Linked DNA regions of Homo sapiens: region 2 is linked to region 1. A link is a loop called in an ENCODE intact Hi-C map of the cell type or tissue named here. Cell type or tissue: gastrocnemius medialis. All regions are shown on one strand.

Region 1 (8,000 bases):
AGAAAAGGACAATGAAGAGTACCTCCGAGTGAGCATCAGAAATCGGAGATGAAGAACATGAACCACACATCTACACTTATAACAAAGCAGTTTTAAAAACGTTTCTGCTGGCTCAAAGGTACAGGTAATAGTTTAAATAAAAATGCCTGTTACAGAATATATACAGTACATTTTTCTATAAGATAATATTTTATTTGGGAATGAAAAAGAAATGTTAACAGCTATACTACTCATTATATGTCCAAGTATTTACTCATATTCTTAGAAACTTATTTCCCTCTCTTATGAGAATCTCCTATTACGAGGATGTGGCTCTCCAAATGTGCAATCCCTAGCCATGACATACTTCCTTCTTTCTGCCCTGTCATGAAAGTACATGTGACATGGTTTGGCTCTGTGTCCCCACCCAAATCTCATCTTGTAGGTCCCATAATTCCCATGTGTTGTGGGAGGGACTTGGTGGGAGATGATTGAATCATGGGGGTGGGTCTTTCCCATGCTGTTCTCATGATAGTGACTGGGTCTCACCAGATTTGATGGTTTTAAAAATGGGAGTTTCCCTGCACAAGCTCTGTTTTTGCCTGCTGCCATCCATGTAAGATGTGACTTGCTCCTCTTTGCCTTCCATCATGATTGTGAGGCCTCCCCAGCTATGTGGAACTGTAAGTCCAATAAACCTCTTTCTTTTGCAAATTGCCCAGTCTCAGGTATGTCTTTATCAGCAGCATGAAAATGGACTAATACAATATGGGTTCACAAAAGTAATGATTTCTCATGAATTGTAACAGACACTTATTTAAAGTGAATTATAAATGCTGATCATTATTGAAGTGGGGTAACAAGTACATGAGGGTTTATATTTTGGCAAATGGCTGAAAATTCCTATAATAAAAAGTTTATTTTGAAATCGAATAGACTTTCATCACTGTTTTAAATAAGCACCGACCTTTTTATGGATGCTATTGTTACTGTTGTCAAGAGAATAGTAATCAGAACATAAATTAGTAGGGCATCTTAATCCTGAGAAGAACAAGGAGCAATTGCTCATAGCTTTATTGTCGGAGACATTAACAGGATTTCTCTACGACACTAAGGACCTAATAAAGTTTCTTCTATGTTAAAAACTATACTGAAAGAAAATGTGCATGCAATAAACTTATGAGCTCAAATGTAGAAAATAAGTTGTGTCATGATTACAAGCTTATTCTCTCCATCTGTCTGGAAAATCACACCTATGAATATCCCACTAGTTTCAACAGCTTGGAAGCAGATGGACTCTATCTACATGCAGACGGTATGGACAAACAGAGCAGCAGACACCACCACTACACACACATGCAGCAGAGGCACTGCTACAGATGAAAAAGCAGACAGGATGTTATTCCATGGGCTACTCTCCCAAGTGATTATGCATAAATCCTTTTATACATATATGTTCCAACCACACATTATTACTAATTGGCTTTTAGTCTCAGTTGAATTGATACTACATCTCTGGGAGAGGATATCTTTCCATGACCTATAGATGGTGTTGCCACAGGTGATTTTTTAAACTTGTTCCATACGAACATAATGTTTATTATTAACCTGTAACTTGTCTCTAGATATCTATCAATTTGGTTGTATAAGATTTTACCATCACTAAATATACATGTTATCACCTTTCCTTTGCTAGATAATTTAAGCAGGCAACGAAACTGGACTCCTATCTTTTGCCATATACAAAAATTAAATAAAAATGGATTAAATACTTAAATATAAGTCTTCAAACTATGAAACTACCAAAAGGAAACATTGGGAAAGCTCTCTAGGACACTGGACTGGGTAAAGATTTCTTGAGTAATATCCCAAAAGCACAGGCACACAAAGCGAAAATGGACAAATGGGATTACGTCAAGTTAAAAAGCCTCTGCACTGCCAAGGGAACAATCAACAAAGACAACCTGCAGAATGGGAGAAAATATTTGTGAACTACCCATCTGACAAGGGATTAATAACCAGAATACATAAGGATCTCAAACAACTCTATGGGGAAAAAATCTAATAATTCCAATTAAAAAATGGGCAAAAGATCTGAATAGACAGTTCACAAAAGAAGACATAAATAGCAAACAAGTATGTGAAAAGGTGCTCAACCTCACTGATCATCAGAGAAATGCAAATCGAAACTACAATGAGATCTCATCTCACCCCAGTTAAAACGGCTTTTATCCAAAAGACAGGCAATAACAAATGCTGGCGAGGAAGTAGAGAAAAAAGAAACCTCATATACTGTTGGTGGAAATGTAAATTAATGCAACTATTATGGTGAACAGTTTGGAGGTTCCTCAAAAAAAAAAAAAAACACAAAAACTAAAAGTAGAGATACCATATGATCCAGCAATCCCACTGCTAGGTATATACTCAAAAAAAAAAAAACAAAAAAAAAAGGGAAATCAATATATCAAGGAGGTATCTGCACTCACATGTTTATTGCAGCACTATTCACAATAGCCAAGATTTGGAAGCAACCTAAGTATCCATCAACAGATGAATGGATAAAGAAAATGTGATACATATATACAATGGAGTACTATTCAGCCATAGAAAACAATGAGATCTTGTCATTTGCAACAACATGGATGGAACTGGAGGTCATTATGTTAAGGGAAAAAAGCCAGGCACAGAAAGACAAACTTTGAATGTTCTTACTTATTTCTAGGTGCTAAAAAGTAAAACAATTGAATTCATGGAGACAGAGAGTAGAAGGATGCTTACCAGAGGCTGGGAAGGGTAGTGAGGAAGTAGGGGGGATGGTTAATGGGCACAAACAATAATTAGAAAGAATAAATAAGACCTAGTATTTCATAACACAAACAGGGTGACTACAGTCAACAATAACTTATTGTACATTTTAAAATAACTAAAAGAATATTACTGGATTATAATGCAAAAAAAGGATAAATGCTTAAGGAGGTGATAGATATATTTACCCTGAGGTAATTACTACATGTCATATATCTGTATCAAAATATCTCACGTACCTCATAAATATATCCACCCCCTACGTACCCACAAAAGTTAAAAATAAACATAAAATAAAATAATAAAAAACAGGTATTAGCTGCTGTGACACCAACCACCAGCAGGTGGCGGCCAAAGGCTCTGCCTGACTGCTCTGACGTTCCTGACGTTGTAGGAGCAAATACCTCAGCCTCAGCACCTCAGCTGTGATTTTTGTCACATAAAAAAGAACTGCAGCATGCAGAAAACGAATTTTAAGAATGATAAATAAATATCAGGAAAATACCGAAATTAACAACTCTGGCAAAGGTAAGGTGCTAAGGAATTGGCACTTTAGACTTTAAAGAGAAGCCAAACAATTTTAATGATCTACTTGGAAAACAAACAACACTCCTACACCCTACTTTGAGTCCATTAGTAATGAATTCCCATTTTTCCAGCTGCTGTTTACTTACCACGTTGATTTTACAGGGCTTAAAAACTACATAAACAGAGAAGGATCATCCACTATCTGCGTATCCTCATAGCTTTCTGTTTCTGACACTAGTCTGATGATCAGGGGGCATCAGTCCTCCCTTTATGTCTGGAATCTGGTCCAGATGTTTTGCTCTTACCAAAATACTTCCAATGCCGTATTTACTGACCGCAAGAATAGAACAACATAAAAATACAATGGAAAACAGGAACCCATTTGTTCAGATTAGGTGTTAGCTGTAGATAAAATCAAGGAAAGAGTAAAAAGGTTTTCATCAATGAAAGTTATACCTCTTATTATTATTGTTGTTGTCATGCATTTCAATTTGTTAGCTATTTGTAGAGCTATAAAAGAAAAAACATTTTCTATGCTCTGCTTGCTACAGTACATGTTATACCTGCTAGGAAAAACCACAATGATAAATGACTACCATTTGCTTTTTAAAAAATGTTACTCACAAAGACCAGGGACTGAATCTGCTGAAAGTACTTCAAGCCTTTCATACCCAGTGCTATCAAATGTTTCTCTTCACTCTAAATGTTCAGAAAAACACAATTATCCTATCTTCTGCCCAACCTATACTATCTATTGGTCAAATATATTTATGGGGGAAACAGCTATTGCAAACAGAGACTAAAAATGTTCTCCTTGACCTTGGGCACATATTTACTATATCCATGAGGTCTATGAGGTGCAGAAACTAGGAGTATTGCTAAACCGCCTGTCCATCACACAGAAATCACAGCGACCAGCACAAAACCTTCTGGAGAGAGTAGGTGGTGGCTCTCTGCACCATACATACCTCATTGCTTTCTTTTTTCTTTCTTTTTCTTTTTTGAAATGAAGTCTCACTCTTGTTGCCCAGGCTGGAGTGCAATGGTGTGATCTTGGCTCACTGCAACCTCCGCCCCCCAGGTTCAAGCGATTTTCCTGCCTCAGTCTCCCGAGTAGCTGGGATTACAGGCACCTGCCACCACACCTGGCTAATTTTTTTGTATTTTGAGTGGAGACAGGGTTTCACCATGTTGGCCAGGCTGGTCTTGAATTCCTGACCTCAGGCAATCCACCTGCCTTGGCCTCCCAAAGTGCTGGGATTACAGGAATGAGCCACCGTGCCCAGCCCCTCATTGCTTTCTAATCTTCTGTCTCAATCATCTCCTTAGTGGAAAGCCACATAATTATGGCATTCATGCCAGGGTCCCCTAAACACCAGTTTAAATTTGCTTTAGCAAAATTTTCTGGAAATGTAATGACATGAATGAAATGCAACAATAGCCTAGGTTATCAATCATGTAAAATAGGGAAACACAACTGGGTGACAGAAACTAGCCAGTCCTGCTATGAGATGGTGCTATGAAAGCAGGTCAACAAGGACCAAGACCCCCAAACATGTCAGAGTAGTGATAGGCTCAAGAGAACTTGTCGTCTCTGAGGTTTATGTCATGCATTCATACATTCATTCACTCATTTATTTACTTATTTGCTTGTTTTCTTTGTGATATTAGCTCTGACCAATGCCTGAAAGTAGTGTGTCAATCACGCAACTGGTCGGGATGAGACAATTGAAGATACTTTCATTATCCTTCTGCCCAGCATGAAATTCCATACTTATTTATAAAGTAGGTTATTGTAACTGATCATAGGCATTTTTCTAATAAAGCAATTAAAAAATTTTTTTCTAACAAATTTTAAAATAATAAAAGAAATAATTTATGGTAACATTTTGATATATTTAGTTGTATTCATTTTCTAATCATACAAGGGTTTATCTTACAAAACATGAGTCATGTTTCTGAGAAAAGTTATAGTAATGGATATATAATACTTTATTGCTTATTCTATTTATCAAGTTATTTAACAGTTCTATTAGCATTAAACACTAGTTGGTTTCATTTTTAAATGTTACTCTAACACTGTGAGAAAGATCTTTGGTTTGTAACCCAACAATTATTAGGTTACACATTTCAATAATTTAAATACTAAACACTGCTCTATTTCTTTATGATGTCTCCATTAAACATGTTTTGGGGGTTTCTGCTCAACATTATAAGAAATTTTTAAAAAATTTCAAAAACATAGAATCATACAATGAACTTCCAAGTGCCCACCACCTAGGATCCTCAATAGACATGTCACCACATTTGCTTTATCACGTCTTCCCACCTATCTGCCTTGATTTGAGTCATCTTCCAGTCAATTGCAATATAGCTTCATAAAATGCTTTTTAGGAATTCTATGGAAAGTCTCTAGCACCTTATGTAATTGGTAATGTCTTTCTGCTGCTTTCCTACATGACCAACTATTGACTTGGGGTAGAATTACTGTATTGTGTTTCTTTGTGCTCAAAATTTGTATGTTGTTCTAATAGCTTCTGACCTTTAGTACTGATATGGATAAGTCAGAGAACAACCTAATTGTTGTTCATTTGTAGTGCTTTCTTATTTCCAACCTAGATGCTTGCAGAACTTTTTTTTTAAACTTTAAACTCAAATATTTAAAAGAATACATTTCAATGTAGTCTCTCCCCATTAAGTTTGCTTTTTTTGGTGATTTCTTATGATCCACATGCAGGAATTCCATCAACTAGGAAAACTTCAGTTTGAGCATGTTTTTTTCTATTATACTGGCCACTTCTGCTTCTGTAACATTCTTATAGTCTCTTCTTCAGGATGAACTTCTACCCATGAGCTGTATCTTCACTCCTTGGTCCCTAAATCTATCATCTTTGCTTGTGCTTCTCTTTATGTGTTGGGAGAACTCCTCCAGCTTGTCCTCATATCACTAAATCGATTCTCTATAGTGTTGCTTCTCGTCTTTACCACATCTCATGCAAATTTTAATTCTAATATTACATTTCCTCCCCTTAAAATCTTTTCTCATGTTATTGAGTTCCCTTTTCATCTGCCTTTCAAAGTGACTTTCTTTTCTTCTCAATATGGTTGCCTTATCATCTCACCCTTCATCTTTTGTTTCACCTATCGAGGTCATCTTGAGTTTTACTGACAACAAAAAGGAAGGCAATTTTCAAATTTTGTCTTTGTATGTCAGGTAATTTTTGTTATTGTTGCATGTTCTCTAAAGAAACTTTTAACTCTGGCATGCAATAATTATTTTTTCTTTTGTATTGCTCTATAGGTGTTTGCTAATCTAAAAATGTATTTACTTGCTTAGTTTTCTCAAATCAGGAGAAATCTCTATAGGCTTGATGTTTACAGTAGACGTGGAAACATTTTCTTTGTTCCATTTTACTCGCTATCTGGGGACTCTTAGATATCCTTTTCAGAACAGGAGCTGGAGAGGGATTTATCAAGTCTTGACATAGAATCACCTGCTCTGAATCCCCTAAATATATGTGTCAAAGGATATACTTCTGTGAGAGTAGCAGCAGGCCCCAAATGGCCTGGATGCTTCAGAAAGGAATCCCATACTCATGGCGGGGTAGATGCGAGTTGTCTCTGATCGAGGGTGGAGATGGATGACACTCTCAGATATTTTCCCTTGCCTGGCTCAGGTATTATGCGTCAAGGATCCATTTATACTTTGTTTTATGGAAAATTATCTTGGGTTTAGCTAACATTTCTAGAATATACTTTTGAAATGTTGACTTTCTTTTTCTATATGCTGGGTTTTTTCTTTAAGAGTAAAATCATTAAAATGAAAACAAAAAAAACTAGTAATAGTGAATCTGATTTTTTGAGTGATTTTTAAGTGTTTTCAGCTTTCTCGTGAATCTTCTTTTACACATCCCAATGATAAATTTCATTTTTTTAAAAAAATGCTCCAAGGTTTTTTTGTTGTTGTTGTTGTTTTTTCCAAGATGGCTGACTGGAGACGTCAGAAGCCAGTTCTCTTCAGAAAGGGGATCAAAGTTACAGACGAGTGGCCATGATCTGAATGGAAAGCTGAGAGAAGAGAGCCAGGACCTGTTGGAGTTCCCATGGAAATAAGCTGGGGTGTAGAAAAAGGAAAGCTACGAGAGTCTGGCAGAGACTGACTCTTAAGGAACTTAGAATTCGGCAGAAAGGGTAGGTGGGGGTGCTTCTCTACTCCCCTCCCTTCTGTGACAAACTGCTGACCACTAAATTGTCAGAGAGCACCTCTGCCCTTGTGACCTTCGGCAATGCTGTTGGTGGCAATCTGAGAACTTCCTGAGGACAGAGCAGCAGTGGCCAGCTCCTCCAGGTGCACTCGGACTCCCCGCAGGCCTGCACTGAAATGGCAGGTGCCATACCGGCTGTGCACCCAGTGTAGGTCACTGCCTGCCTGAAGAACCTGCCTGTCTGTGTCACCAGACCCCTGCAAACATACCTTAGAACCCACTCTGACTTGGCAATGATAGGGGACTGATAGGGAGGATGCTGGGAAGCTCTGGGTACTCCAGAGAGCTAGCTCTTGGCAGAGGCCGCCCCGAGGGAAGGGGGAATACGGCCTGCCAAAGTGCCCCTTGGAACAAAGGAAATGCAGGCATGGTGCTGATTTCTGAAAGGGGTAGCACCAGTGGCTGGGAAAGATCATGGAAAAG
Region 2 (8,000 bases), 360 kb after region 1:
TTCAAAGAATAAGATTCTCACTCTATTGCCAGGTTATAAAGTCCTATGTTGAGAGAAGAGGGTAGTATCTGTTTTTACTTTTAGAGTAAGATAATGAATTTCCAAATTAAGTCCTCAGAAAATGTCTTAGGGCCCCAAATATAAAATGCTAATGTCGTTTTATAAGTTAACAGGCAGGCAAGATTTTTTTCAATAATTGTGGACTTTAAAAATCCATTGAGCTAAATTGGTTCACAGTACTCCAATGCATTTAATAATCATGGGCTAAGGAAGCATACACGGAAGTTGTAAGTGTACATAAACTGTGTTATCATCCAGCTTCTTTGCACATATCTCTAATGGGTCAAATATGTTTTTTATTTTGTTGGTCCACACAGCTGACTTTCAAAAGTATCTGGCCATCCAAATTTAGTCAGACATTTGTAGATGTTAGTGGTAGATGGTATTGAGAACTGTAGGACATAATACTGTTGGCTTTTAGGCTGCCCAGTTGTTAGCACATATATAGTTAAGTACTTCAGTTTATTTTGAAACAGCAGTCTCATAAAACTTACTAGTCCTTATTTAGCCCGAACTAGGATCTTGCATGTATATAATTTATTCATTCATTCTCTCACTCATGATGCAACACACATTTAGTAAATGTCTAATGTGTGGTGGGTACTAGATTTACCAAAATGAGTAAGACAAATTCCTTGTCTTTGAAGAATTTCCAGGAGACAGAGACTAGTAAGCAGATAATTATAGTGGAATGTAGGATGTAGGAGAAACAAAGAAAAACATAGGGTAGACACTTAAAGAAGATAGGATGCAGGACCTAAGCTATGACCTCAGTTTATCAAACCTGATTCCTGACTGGAGCAACTGCTTCTGGCTTAGGACAGTCTGTGTCTCCCTCCCAGGCTCTTGACTCTGAGGTGTCACTCTGATCCTGGGAGATGGACTGAGACTTCTAATATATCATTTTTGCCTGATGGTTGATTAAGTCCTAGACCCTGGATTAAGCTGTTCTTCCAATTAAACCTGTCACAGAAATGCTTCAGCTCTTCACCAAAGTCTAATCCAATGAGATCTCCTTTTCTTGACAGAATGTCCCAGCCAAAAACCTACTTCTTTGAGAGCAACAGTCTTCCCCCTGGAAAGGGACAGATGAACAGAGATAGAAAGAGAAGAAAGACAAACAACTTACCATCAATGACAACCTCTTCATCCAAAGTGTACAAGTCGGGGAGTCTGTGCCTTACCTTTTCAAGTGGGCAATGGGTACTGTCTCGGAGAAAGGGAAGTAAGTTTGGTCGATCATATTCAGCATAAAGACTGATCTGTTTTTCATGGTAACGCTGCCCCTTATGGTGGTCTCTCTTGAAAAGCTTATGCAAATACTAAAAGGAACAAAAGATAAGCCGTGACCCATTAAAATGAGAAAAGCAATACCTGGCTAACATTGCTATTTTTAGCTCTAAACACCTCCCATGGACAGGTTGGGGGAGAAGCAGTCTTCAGGGAAAACCTCTAGGTGATGGAGAAGTGGAAAGGAAAACCCTTTGGGAGAGCAAAGGATTCCGATAATTTCTCTAGAAGGGCCCCAAAACCTGACTCTGCCACGTACCAACTGTGACCTTAGGCAAGTCACTAATCTCTCTGAGACTCAGTTTATCTACAAAAATTTTATTGAGTTACTGTGACAATTAAACGAGTTGCCATTACGAAATCACTCAGAACCAATGAACTTAGCATACACTAAGAACTACAGAAATGTTAATGACAGTAGTTGTCAATATCATCATTGGTATCTGCTTTGGCTCAGAAATAAAAAGATGAGTGGTCTTCCCAGATCATAAAAATTATTTTACACAAAAGAGGGTAGAGTCCTGGGACAAGCACATATTCTTAAAAACTCAAGTAGCGGGCACTAAACTCATTTCCATACATTCTGCATCTCCTCTTTGTTGACTCTTCAAATGAAATGCTGCCTAAACTGGTAACATCAAAAACAAAAATACAAAGTAAAAATCAAGAAGAATGCAGGTGTTCTGAAACAGTTTTCAAAACTGATTCCTTACCTTAGCTGTCTGAAAAAAAGTTAACTTCACAGGAAATCAGTAATTCACTTTCTCCTCACAGGCAAGATTAAGTCTATCAATACAGTACTCAGAAGTCAAAAAACAATTCAATGTTTAGTTAATATTAAATGTAAACAAAAACCCCACAATCTACTGAAGACAGGAAGACTTAATCACCAATCCCACGAGCATTAACACCTTGGGTTGCTGTTTCCAAGTGGATTGGTTTATAACAGACATAGAGCACCAGCCGCCCTGCAGCTGAGACTGTAAATGCGCTGATGTTTGTTATTGCTGTTGAATCTAGTCACAATGACGCCTAACCATGGACACATGCACCTTAAGAAACCAATCTTCAGGCTTCCTGTTCACTTCTTCCTAAGGCAAAACGGAGCAGTACAAGCAGTAGACTGAACTCATGTGCCAGGCAGAGGTCTGATGAACACCACCGCCAGTCCACTGGCACTGGGGTCAGTGTGTTAGCGGGGATATGTGGTGCTGTTTCCCAGAGTGCAAAAAGGACAGGGAGGCCCTGTCACATGAATGCTGAGTCAAATTTATATATATAGAAACAAGACATTGCCTGGCAGGGAAGATGAGCCATGTTAGTGTGGGCTGTGCCACCACTTCACCATTGCACTGATTACATTGTCGCACAGAGAGCTACTGCCCATAATCCTGTCTCCTGGCTTAAGTAAGTCAGAAATCACTGCTTTATAAATGAATTCCTAAGGTGGTTAGCAATGTGGAGCCTTGCTTGGGAAGCAGATAATCTTGAGATTTCCAATCATGAACAATGCAGCAGTAGCATCTGAGCAAAAGAGAAAAAAAGGTGCCTCTCATTCCCTTCCTGCAGTCTTCAAAAGCTTCAAAGCAGAAAACTGACTTTTGAAAAAAATGCTCTATTCCCTAAGCCTCCTCCTAGGGTGCAATGAGATGGGCAAAGATACAAGTGCACTTATTGTATCTGATACCCATAGTCCTACTGATATAATCCCTAAGTGTGCTAAGTTTTCTCTTGTATAACTTTTAAAGGACATAGAAAACAACTATTCCTGCTTTACTCTCATGATGATGCAATGCAGAGAATTGAAGTAGCCCCCCAAAGAAATCTAGAATAACAGGCCTTAATTACACAACCACCAATAGCACACAAGAAATATGGAATTAGCTATTGTCATGGTGAGGGACAAAAGAAATGAGACTCTGCCCTTTTATCGCTCTGTGGTCTGGATATGGAATGGTTGTCTGACATTTCCTTAGCAGGAGAACTTGGTACAGTATCTGCGGTGCCATACTGGCCTTTACTGTGATATATGCCATGGTTATATTTAATGGCAACTACAGAGGGAGAGTGCTTATTCCTAGACACAACATAACACAAAAACATTCATTATAGTTAAATATATAGTTATGTTACATATATTTATATTATAGTAATATAATAGATAGATTGGTAACTTTTTTCCATCACAATTCAATTGTGGGTCAAAATTCAACTGCCTGATCTACAATTAATCCCTGACCTTGAATTCACAGCATATGCTGCATTTTGGTAATTACAGAACATTGTTTGTGGTGAAACCTCCAACTGGAATATTAACCTCCTTGAAGAATTCACTCCAGTATCCTCCTCGCACCAATACTGAAAGGTGATTCACCCACTGGTCAATCAAAAGGGCAAAAGGAGGAGACTGCCATGCTCACCACATGCTGTAGCTCTGGTCTGTCTTCCAATTCTTCCACTACCTTTTTAATCTAGATAAAAAAGAAAAGTTTCAAGGTGGAGTCATGAGGACAGAAAGACAGCTACAAAATTATCTGATAAACTCTCTTCTTCACAGCTATAGGAGTCCCAGACGTTCATCTGGTAACACATATAAAAACAAATGACACTCACTGAAATTTTATCTTCATTGTCCAAAAGCATGTCAACAGCTTTCTGAAACATATAAGAAAAGCCACAGTCAATGAAATCCGTTATTTAAGAAGAGAAGACTAAACACAATGCAGTGTACCTACCACAGTTCACAGGTGGAAGGCTTATTTTGTATACTTAAGGAGGCCCTTGGCTTTACAATGGCTCTTATGGAAAATGACATTTGTGAAGAACTGCATTTTCAAATGCATCTCAATCTGAAGCCTATGTGTTTTGCACACTACTAAAATGGTGCTTTGCTATAACTTCCCAAATACAAAACATCTTGACTGCCCATATCCTAGCCCCCCGCCCTCCGATGTCTCGGATACCTTCACACCTTCTCATGAGACTCTCAGTAGTTATGGAGAGCATCTCTTTACCAGTATATCAAGAAAATGAGCTTTTCTTCCAGCTACTTCAACCTCGACCTAGTCTCCCTATGAGACTCCACAGACAGAAGGAGCTGGTTTTATGAGGAGAAGGGAATAAGAGTCAGAAAGAGAATGAGATACCTGAAGTTTCATAATGACATAAAGCTTTTGGACTTTCAGAATTTACTTTAGCCACTTTTATCATTCAGGAAACACAAACTAGACAGTTTATGTCAAGAGGAAGAGGGAAAGCAGCACACCAGACTGAGCCTCACACGGAACACCTGGGGGCCCTGTTCTAGACTCTGCTACGACCTAGCTGTCTGCTCCAAATGTTACTTTTGTTCTCTGAAATACGAGGGTGTTGGAGTAGATTATCCCTAAGGTCTCTTCTAACCAGAAGACTCTGATTCCTTACATCTGGATCACATTCTAGAATAGCAATTAGTTTCAGCTCATTCATCTTTTTTCCACAGGAACATATGCAAAACGAGCTCTGGAGAACAATGGAAGGGGGTGCATGAGGGGAGACTAGATATGAGGAAAATGTAATTAATTTTTACATAAGCATCTCATCCTCTGCCAGACAAGCAGAGCCTCTCTACCTGAACTTCCTTGGAGCTACGTAATTCTTCGTAAATCTGTAGTCCCTAAAGACTTGACTCAGTATTTTAAAAAGGGCTAAAGCATCTTTGAGAAAAAGACGTAGCTCTAGCTCCTATCTAAATTAAGTTTAAGTTGGTGGAGATTAATATAGCACACAATATCTCTAAATACAGTACAATATAATTGAAAAATGCATTAATCCTTTTGGAGCCTTTAGGGTTCTACTTTTAGGTTTATCTAAAATTTCAATTTTTTGAATAAGAACACTGTTTTATAAACCTCATTATTTCTGTCATGAGCACTTGTAATTAGATTTCTTTTACACACACACACACACACACACACACACACACACACAGCTTGCATCACTTTGCAAGCACCAATGTGAGCTGTGGCTGGGTCCACTCATTAGGGGGCGTAAATTTATTATTAGGTTATTCAAATTTGTCACACAATAAAATAACATTCCACATGTCCTGGACATGAGCATCACCTCAAACCAGGGGAAACCCCACATGCTGGATACGTGAACACCAAGAAATAAAATAGTAATAAGTCGGTCAAGATGGAAGTTCACTTAATTTTAAAATTCTGGAAAACAGGTTAGGAGGGATAAATGAGTCAAAGTATATACGTGGTTTGTTTCTATAAATTATATGAATTGTTTTAGCAAGAAATTACTTTATATGCGCACACACACAACTTTAAAAGTTCTCTATCAACTTTGAATTGCTTTCACAGAATAACTACATTATGAAAAGGATTCCTGAATGCCAAACAACTAGAATAACAACATCTAGCGAGGGTCAGAGTGTTCTAAAGATTGTCGGCATAAAGCCAAGTTATGTGATTCATTCACCAATCCAGCATTTGGATAGATATCTAAGTATTAAATATTTGGAATAGTAAAAATAATTGACAGTACTAAAATAAAAAGCACATTACCTCTGAATCAAAATCCATTAATAAAACAATTTTATCCTTGATAGAACTGAAAAGATTATGCTTGTGGATCAACTGAAAAACGTCTTTATGTCTTAATGTTAAGTATATTTCCAGAGCATTGCCATAGTTCTTGTCATAGGTGTACCTGGTAATACAAATTTTTTACATTAATATTCATCAACAGTTCTAATTAAAACACACACAGAGAGATCATGGTTCACAATATTAAAAATGGAAACACTCCTTTAGAGAGAAAAGTTAACTTTATTTCAAAAAATATTCCTATTTTTGAATAGGATTTAACTATACACGACCAATAAGTATTTCTTTCTCAGAACTTTGCCTCTCATGTTGCCAAAATTTAAGAAAATTCACAATATTCAAGTAATAAAAATGGTCTTTATTGGGGGTCTCAGTCTCAAAAGTTTTACAAACATCCATACAGCAAAGAAACTAGGATCCAGGATGAAGTTCTCATTTTAGTAACAGAAACATCCGTTCCAATTCTTACAAGCAGTATTCAGCTGACAAATGGCTAATATTCCAAAAGCTGATTTTAAGGGGGCTGTGTCTAACTGAAATGTGTTTTTCCATTGAAACAATGTTTTTCACATTAAGTCCCTAAGTCAGCTCTTGAGAGCTCACTGAACTGAAGCTGTACTGTTGGTCCATTACGAACGTGCTGCAGACTCTAAGGGGTATCTAACAGGACAACGTTTCCAAGAGAAAATGATTAGCATTTCAACTTAGAATGCCATAAACACAACCTCCTCTTGTGGAAAATCCAACACGTCCAGAGTTCTAGGTCATTTTGGTATACCTTTTTTGGTTTTGGGCAAAAGAAGAAAAAACAAGGGAGAGGAGTGGCCTGAGGTGATGGGGGCACTGAGGAGAGGTGGATGCAGGGATGGTCGTCTTGGCTAGACCTGCAGTATACTTCTTGTTTCCCTAGATCGAAGTACTTGAGAGCATATCTTATCTATCTCTGTATCATAAGCGTCTCGCACAAAGCCTGCATCACTGAATGTGCCCAAGAAATATGAAAAATATTAACCAAGCTGCCATTTTCTGAGCCCTGACTCAGGGTCAGGGAGTCCTCTATTATGACATCTCTTTTAAAGTTTAAAATTTTCCCATAAGGAATTGACATTTGAGAGATTAAATTAACTGACTTGAAGACCCTAGAAGAGCAGAATCCAGAGCCTTGCTCATTGGGAAACTGTTATGCTTGAGTGATCTAAAACTTGGCACCCTTTTGTTTCCTAACCACTGCCTCTCCCAAGCGCTGTGCGTTAGGGGTTCTCTTCTCTGGGAAACAGATTACATTGCAATTGTACAGTTTCACACATGTCCTTATCGCCTACTCATTTGAGGTTTATGAGAGGTTTTTACTAAGAAGGAATGTAGGAAAATGGTATAAAATACATCTTCTCCACTTGGAGTTTGCCAAATCTAAAGTATGAAAAACTTTTCAACACAGACTGATATGGAAAAAGAAACACTTAAGTATACTCACAATTCTGCCAGGGTTTTAAGTAAAGTCTTGTTCTGACTATCTTTCTTCAAATGATCCCGAACTGCTTGAACTATGACTGAATTATTATACAGATCTCCAGGCCATTCTCGGATCAATGTGGCAAAACCCTAACCAAAGGTGAAAAACAGAAAAAGAACACTCATTCAACAGAATAATAGTTGTGATATTGTGAAATATACATTTGGTCCTCCTTCTGTTTCCTGGCATATAACTCTCAAAATCCTTAGAATCTCTAAAATGATGTGTCTTCTTGTATGCTAATGAGCTGACTGGTGGCTAGCAGCCCCTAGGTAACTTAAGGATGGGGTTGGGCACAGGATAGACTGAGACAGGATTAAAGGGTTGGAACTTTTCAGCCCTACCCCCACCCCTGCCCCACAACCTCCAAGGAGGGGAGAGGGGCTGAAGGTTACACCGATCACCAATGGCCCAGTGTTTAAATCAATCATGTCTAAGTAATGAAGCTTTCATTAAAACCCAAAAGGAGTGGCTTTGGAGGGCTCCCCAAGAGCTGAACACCTGGAGGTTCCTGGAGGGTGGTGCACCCAAAGAGGACC

Evidence for each region. Peaks named below come from ENCODE experiments on the same cell type or tissue, not always from the same donor. Only the 100,000 strongest peaks of a DNase experiment are listed, where the experiment ranks them.
Region 2: it touches region 1 in a loop (4-fold over the local background); 26 of 110 quality-filtered maps call a loop at or near these places.

What each region holds. Positions count from the first base shown.
Region 1 is chr7:38,395,778-38,403,777 of GRCh38, forward strand. The region is part of intron 17 of AMPH (amphiphysin); the gene reads right to left. Among named protein-coding and RNA genes, the nearest start is that of TRG-AS1, 58 kb to the left of the region's middle. RefSeq lists enhancers at 662-831, 7,594-7,763. In gastrocnemius medialis, CTCF peaks have their summits at 3,127 (motif pointing right) and 3,330; a DNase peak (open chromatin) is centred at 3,144.
Region 2 is chr7:38,750,932-38,758,931 of GRCh38, forward strand. VPS41 (VPS41 subunit of HOPS complex) reads right to left here. Exons shown (of 29, transcript NM_014396.4): 18 at 7,423-7,550; 19 at 5,907-6,051; 20 at 3,964-4,005; 21 at 3,771-3,821; 22 at 1,245-1,382. Among named protein-coding and RNA genes, the nearest start is that of AMPH, 120 kb to the left of the region's middle. In gastrocnemius medialis, no CTCF peak of the experiment used is centred here; no DNase peak of the experiment used is centred here; H3K27ac peaks cover 817 bases.